Regions from separate parts of the Homo sapiens genome. Here region 2 is linked to region 1. Evidence: chromatin contacts called from ENCODE Hi-C or POLR2A ChIA-PET data. All regions are on one chromosome and are shown on one strand. The core of a region is the stretch at or near the end of the contact, and the rest is flanking DNA. Distances in the headings are between cores, read along the strand shown. Region 1 holds the start of DHX58 (DExH-box helicase 58). Region 2 overlaps STAT3 (signal transducer and activator of transcription 3).

Region 1 (2,700 bases), core at 151-2,650:
CCTCCTCCTCGGGGCTGGTCAGTGCCATCTGCAGAAGCTCTGCTGTGCAGATGAGCAGGTCATGGCACCGGGCCAGGTGGCCAAAGCCAGCACGTGGTCCCATGTCCCCACTCAGGGTTGTCACGGTCCAGCGTCCATCCAGCATGCGCCTGAACTCTTCACCATGCTGGGTCACCAGGTGCACCTGGGGGTGGAGAATGAGCTGGGAAAAGAGAGCTGAATCTGGGGCCAGGGGTAGGGAGGCGGTAAGGTGACCCGCAGGACATGGCTGGGTACTGAGCCAGGGTGGAAAGACAGGTGAGCTTAGCGATGGCCACAGCAGCTTTGGAGTTCTGGTGGGGACTGGGAGATGCCTGAAGAGCTAAGACCCTGCTTGGTGGTGGGAGAGCGGGGTAGGGACAGACCACTCACCCTGTTGACCAATACAACCACCTTGGCTCCATCCACAGTCTCTAGGTGCCGCTTGGCCACATAAGCAGCCGCCCGGGTCTTCCCGGCACCCGTGGGCAGCCAGATGATGATATTCTTGCCCTCCAGGGCAGGCATGATCACCTCCCATTGGTAGGACCGAAGCTCCATTCTGGGAATGGCAGGGGACTCAGACCCACCGACTCCTCCACCCCTCCCAACTCCTGGCCAGACCAGTCAGTACAGAGACCTCCCTTTGCCCAGGACTCCACCCCACTTGAGGGAGGTGGGGCAGGACTCCCTCAGAACCCATCAGGACCCTGCTCTGCCCAAAAGGGGGAGGCGGGAGTAACACAGGCTACACCTGCCCCCTGCCCAGCCCAGGACTCACCTGCTCTAGTAGGTAGGTCTGCCCAGGGCAGTCCCACTTAACTCAGCCTGGTGCCACTCTGCTCAGCTCAGAGACCCAAGATGGAAACTGAAACTGAGGGAAGGAGCCAGCTGAGCCGACTTAGGAATCTCCCATCCCCGCCCCAGGAAAAAGAACCAAGAGAAAAGAACCGTTTGTGCTAACAGTCATCGCCAACTGCCGTGAGTACAAACTCCGGTTAAGTACTGCTGCTGCGCCAGCGCCCTGGCAGGCATGATCACCTCCCATTGGTAGGGCCACAGCTCCATTCTGGGAATGGCAGGGGACTCAGACCCACTGGGCCCTCCACTCATCCCAACTCCTGGCCAGAGCAGTCGGTACAGAGACCTCCCTTTGCCCAGGACTCCACCCCACTTGAGGGAGGTGGGGGGGGGGACACCCTCAAAACTCATCAGAAGCCTGCTGTGGCCAAAAGGTGGGGGTGGGGGGGGGTGGGAGTAACACAGGCTACACCTGCGCCTTGCCCAGCCTGGGTCTCGCCTGCACCACCACGTAGGCCTGCCCAAGGCGGCCCTGCTTAGCTCAGCCTGGTGCCGCTGTGCTCAGCGCAGAGAGCAGAAATCAGAAATGGAAACTGAAACTGAGGGGAGGAGCCAGCTGAGCCGACTTACGAATCTCCTATCCCTGCCCCAAGAAAAAGAACCACGTGTGCTAACAGGGAAGCACTCTTTCAGTGCTACAGGATCCTCTACGCTCTGGCCCTTCTGCAGTCAGTTGTAACCACATCCACCCAGGTTAAGGTGAAGGCAGGAGGTTCTGACCCCTGCTGCCCTGGCATCTGGATCAGGAGCAGCCTGGAGGAGGGAGAGGTGGGGGGCTGCAGGCAGGTAGGACCCATCACCCCAGGAGCACAGGACCAGGCCTGAGGCTTGCTGGGGAGAGCAGCCTCCAGTTTGCAAGAGGTCCCTGGGGGCCAAGGTGAGCCTGCTAAGGCTGGGACTACACCAAAGAAACAATCACACAGAGAAATAAAAAGCTTTATTATTCCCTCTAAGGGATTAATGCCAGGGAATGAATGGTCCCCATACCCCCCACCCCTGGGGGAGACTGACAGAACAGTGCTGGACAAGGCATGGCCCCCTTCAGTTTGGGCTGAACTTCCAACCCCTGAAGCCATCACTCAAGCTAAAATGAGCAGTTCTGGTCCTCAGGGAAACAGCCACCTGGGCCAGGCCCAGGAATCCAAGCCTCCAAAGCTCTTGGGGACCAGGCCTGGGGGCCACCACGGCTGGGCAAGGTTCATCCCTGGCCACCAGCTACTCTAGAGGGGCTGGGCCCCAACCCAGGAGACCTCTCACACACAGTGAAGGCTGGGACAGAGCTGCACGCTTGGGGGTGCCTGAAGGTCCAGAAAGAGCTGCAGGATCGGGTCCGGAGGACCCTTGGCTGGAGTGTCTCAAGCTGAGTCGGGTCCGTGGGGCCAGGGCACCCCCTAAGGATCAGATCAGAATCCGAGGTGGAGACATTCCAGGTCAGGGCTGCGGCCCAAAGATGGGCCTACTTGTCAATGAGGCCTCCCTCCTTGAGCTTGAAGTAGAAGAACTTCTCCAGGGCGCTGGCACAGCGGCAGTACTCGCTGTCCGGGGGGTTGTACTCGCGACAGTTGGCGATGACCCGCTGCAGGTCGGCCACAAAGAGCTTCCGGGTCACGTAGTAGCGGCTTCGCAGCCGCTCAGTCATGGTCTTCAGGTCTGGGGCAGCAGGAGACGGAGCACAGCTTTAAGAGGCTGAAGACCACGGCAGGGCTGTCCACCAGGGTGGGCCCCCTGGGGCTGCAGGGCGCAGTGAGGGCAGGAGCAGGTGTGGGGACAGAAGAGGAGGGAAGGGGATGGAATGGAAGGTCCTCACCAATGGGGAAGCGG
Region 2 (2,700 bases), core at 17-2,516, 230 kb after region 1:
TAGACAAAATGACACACATCCTTTTCTGTGTTTTTCTCACTTTGAGTGTTTGTGTACTTATAATCCCAACTAGCCTGACAGCCCTTGGTAGCAGGGATTACATCCACTCTTCTATCTTTAACCAATTCTAGACACTTAAGAGCATGCCAGGTATTGTAAACAGAAAAAATAGCAGTGAGGCCTGGGTTGAGGCCACAAATAACCAACTTATAGCTTTATATCAGGGGTTGCAAACTTTTTCTCTAAGGGACAGAGGGTAAATATTTTTGGTTTCCTGGGTCATACAGTCCCTGCCACAAATAGCCCTGCCACTGCAGCACCAAAGCAGCCACAGATAATGCATAAATAAATGAGTGTGGCTGGGTTCCGAAAAAACCTCATTTACAAAAACAAGCAGCAGGCTGGATTTGGGCCACGCTCACAGTTTGCAGACCCCTAATCCGTACGATTGAAAACATCCTTGGGATAACTTTGGCTTTCCTACCTCCCATGGTAAGTTGGAGCCTCTATCCAAATTGACTTAAACCACTTATTTTTATCTTGTGGAGCAGGATAAAATACAAAGGTTTTCCACAGCAGAAAATCCTAGTGCTGCCTGAGCAAATGCCTGTGTGCTAACCTCTTGGGCTACAGGGCACTGCACAGTAAGTGTTACCTACCACCTCGCTCACACCTGAGCATATCAGTTTTCTGCTTAAAATTCCTCACTAGGGCCGGACACAGTGGCTTATGCCTGTAATCCCAGCACTTTGGGAGGCCGAGGTGGATGGATCACCTGAGGTCAGGAGTTTGAGACCAGCCTGGCCAATATGGTGAAACCCTATCTCACTAAAAATACAAAAAATTAGCCCAGTGTGGTGGCTCATGCCTGTAATCCCAGCTACTTGGGAAGCTGAGACATGAGAATCGCTTGAACCTGAGAGGCAGAGGTTGCAGTGGGCCGAAATCGCGTCACTGCACTCCGGCCTGGGTGACAGAGTGAGACTCTGTCTCAAAAGAAAAAAAAAAAATTCTTCACTGGGTCCCCATTTCCTACAGTAATGGTGAGGGTGATGATAGTGATGTCAGCAGCAGCAGAAAGCAGTTAAATTATTTTGCATTTATGTGTCAGATACTGTTCTAAGCATTTTACATGTATGAATTAATTCTATGAAGAAGGTATTGTTATCACTCCCATTGGAGGAACAGAGAGAGTAAAAATTGTTTACTTAAGGTTACAGAGCAAGTGGCAGGGCTGCGGGTTCAAACCGAAGCAGTTGGCCCCTTGTGGTAAACTGCTCTTCCAGGGCCCCACTGTTAGGCATGACTAATTAAAACATCATGTGGCCTTGACTAGCTTGTCTTCCCCGACCCAATCAGATGCTGAACTTTCTACACTTCTCCCAAGAATACACATTTCTGTTTCTGTCTTTGAACATGATCTTCTTTCTGCCTGGAGAGCTCTTTCTCATCAGTTGATGAGCCCAGGAGTTCAACACCAGCCTGGGAAACATGGCAAGAGCCCATCTCTACCAAAAAAAAAAAAAAAAAAAATTAGCTGGGCATGGTGGCATGTGCCTGTAGTCCCAGCTACTCATAAGGCTGAGGCAGGAGGATCGCTAGGGCCCAGGTGGTTGAGGCTGCAGTGAGCTGTGATCACACCACTGCACTCCAGCCTGGGTGACAGAGTGAGACTGTCTCAAAAAAAAAAAAAAAAAACAAAGGTTACAAAGGTAAATTTGAAATGTAATGTTATGTGTATTTCACCACAATTTTTTAAAAAGCAGGGGGTCACGGAGAAAAAGAAAAAATGTCCCTGATTATAGGATATTAAAGACGGTAAAACCCCTCACAGAAAGTAAAAAAGTCTCCTATGACCGACTACTTTAATGATTTAGTATATGTGTTTCCAGATATTTTCCCATACATACCAATAGTATATGCAAATTGCATACATTTAGTTTTACTACTATGAATCAGATCTTTCTTTTTTTTTTTTTTTTTTTTTCAGTCGGAGTCTCGCTCTGTCGCCCAGGAGTGCAGTGGCGCAATCTTGGTTCACTACAACCTCCGCCTCCCAGGTTCAAGCGATTCTCCTGCCCCAGCTTCCCGAGTAGCTGGGACTACAGGCGCGTACCACCACACCCAGCTAATTTTTGTATTTTTAGTAGAGATGGGGTTTCATCATGTTGGCCAGGATGGTCTCAATCTCTTGACCTCATGATCTGCCCACCTTGGCCTCCCAAAGTGCTTGGATTACAGGCGTGAGACATCGTGCCTGGCCCAGATCTTTACTTTCATTACATCTTCTAACAGGTTACTGCTGCTACTGATTAGGGGAACTGCAGATTCTAAAAATATTTATCTTGTATACAATGGCCTTTCTAAACCTTGCTAGTTCCAATTGTTATTGTTAGTTTTGTTTCTCTTGGATCTTCGAGGAAGACCTATCTATCTGTAAATAATAAGAGTTCTGTCCCTTGCTTTCCAATATTTGTACCCTCATTTCTTTTTCTTTTTGCATAGGCTGGATCCCTCAGAAAAGTATCAATGGTAAAAGACATCCTTATCTTTTGCTGTTTTTACTGAGAATAGTGTTTCACCACTGTGCATCATGCTCCCTTTGGTTTCTGATAAATATTCTTTCTTGTGTTTAGAAAGATCCTTAATTAAGCCAGGTGCGGTTGCTCACGCCTGTAATCCCAGCACTTTGGGAGGCCG

What was found. Hi-C counts contacts between places; a loop is a spot of excess contacts on that map. ChIA-PET counts read pairs that join two places held with the same protein, here RNA polymerase II (POLR2A). Pooled maps may share reads with other maps.
Region 2: a pooled map shows a loop between it and region 1 (2.7-fold over the local background). The contact joins the enhancer-like site here to the promoter of DHX58 in region 1. A Hi-C loop is called at or near these places in 1 of 50 pooled maps. POLR2A ChIA-PET finds 5 or more read pairs at or near these places in 3 of 52 experiments (RWPE1 and activated CD4-positive, alpha-beta T cell).

The regions. Positions count from the first base shown.
Region 1 is chr17:42,111,314-42,114,013 of GRCh38, forward strand. DHX58 (DExH-box helicase 58) reads right to left here and starts at 1,401. Exons shown (of 14, transcript NM_024119.3): 1 at 1,292-1,401; 2 at 800-892; 3 at 412-580; 4 at 1-184. The coding sequence starts at 579. KAT2A (lysine acetyltransferase 2A) reads right to left here. Exons shown (of 18, transcript NM_021078.3): 17 at 2,687-2,700; 18 at 1,798-2,529. The coding sequence ends at 2,336. RefSeq lists enhancers at 909-1,008, 1,249-1,768.
Region 2 is chr17:42,341,490-42,344,189 of GRCh38, forward strand. The region is part of intron 4 of STAT3 (signal transducer and activator of transcription 3); the gene reads right to left. Among named protein-coding and RNA genes, the nearest start is that of STAT3, 46 kb to the right of the region's middle. RefSeq lists a silencer at 1,893-1,962. Within about 2 kb of position 1,267, at least 2 of the 41 ENCODE cell types and tissues checked have a DNase peak (open chromatin) inside an H3K27ac peak, as active enhancers do.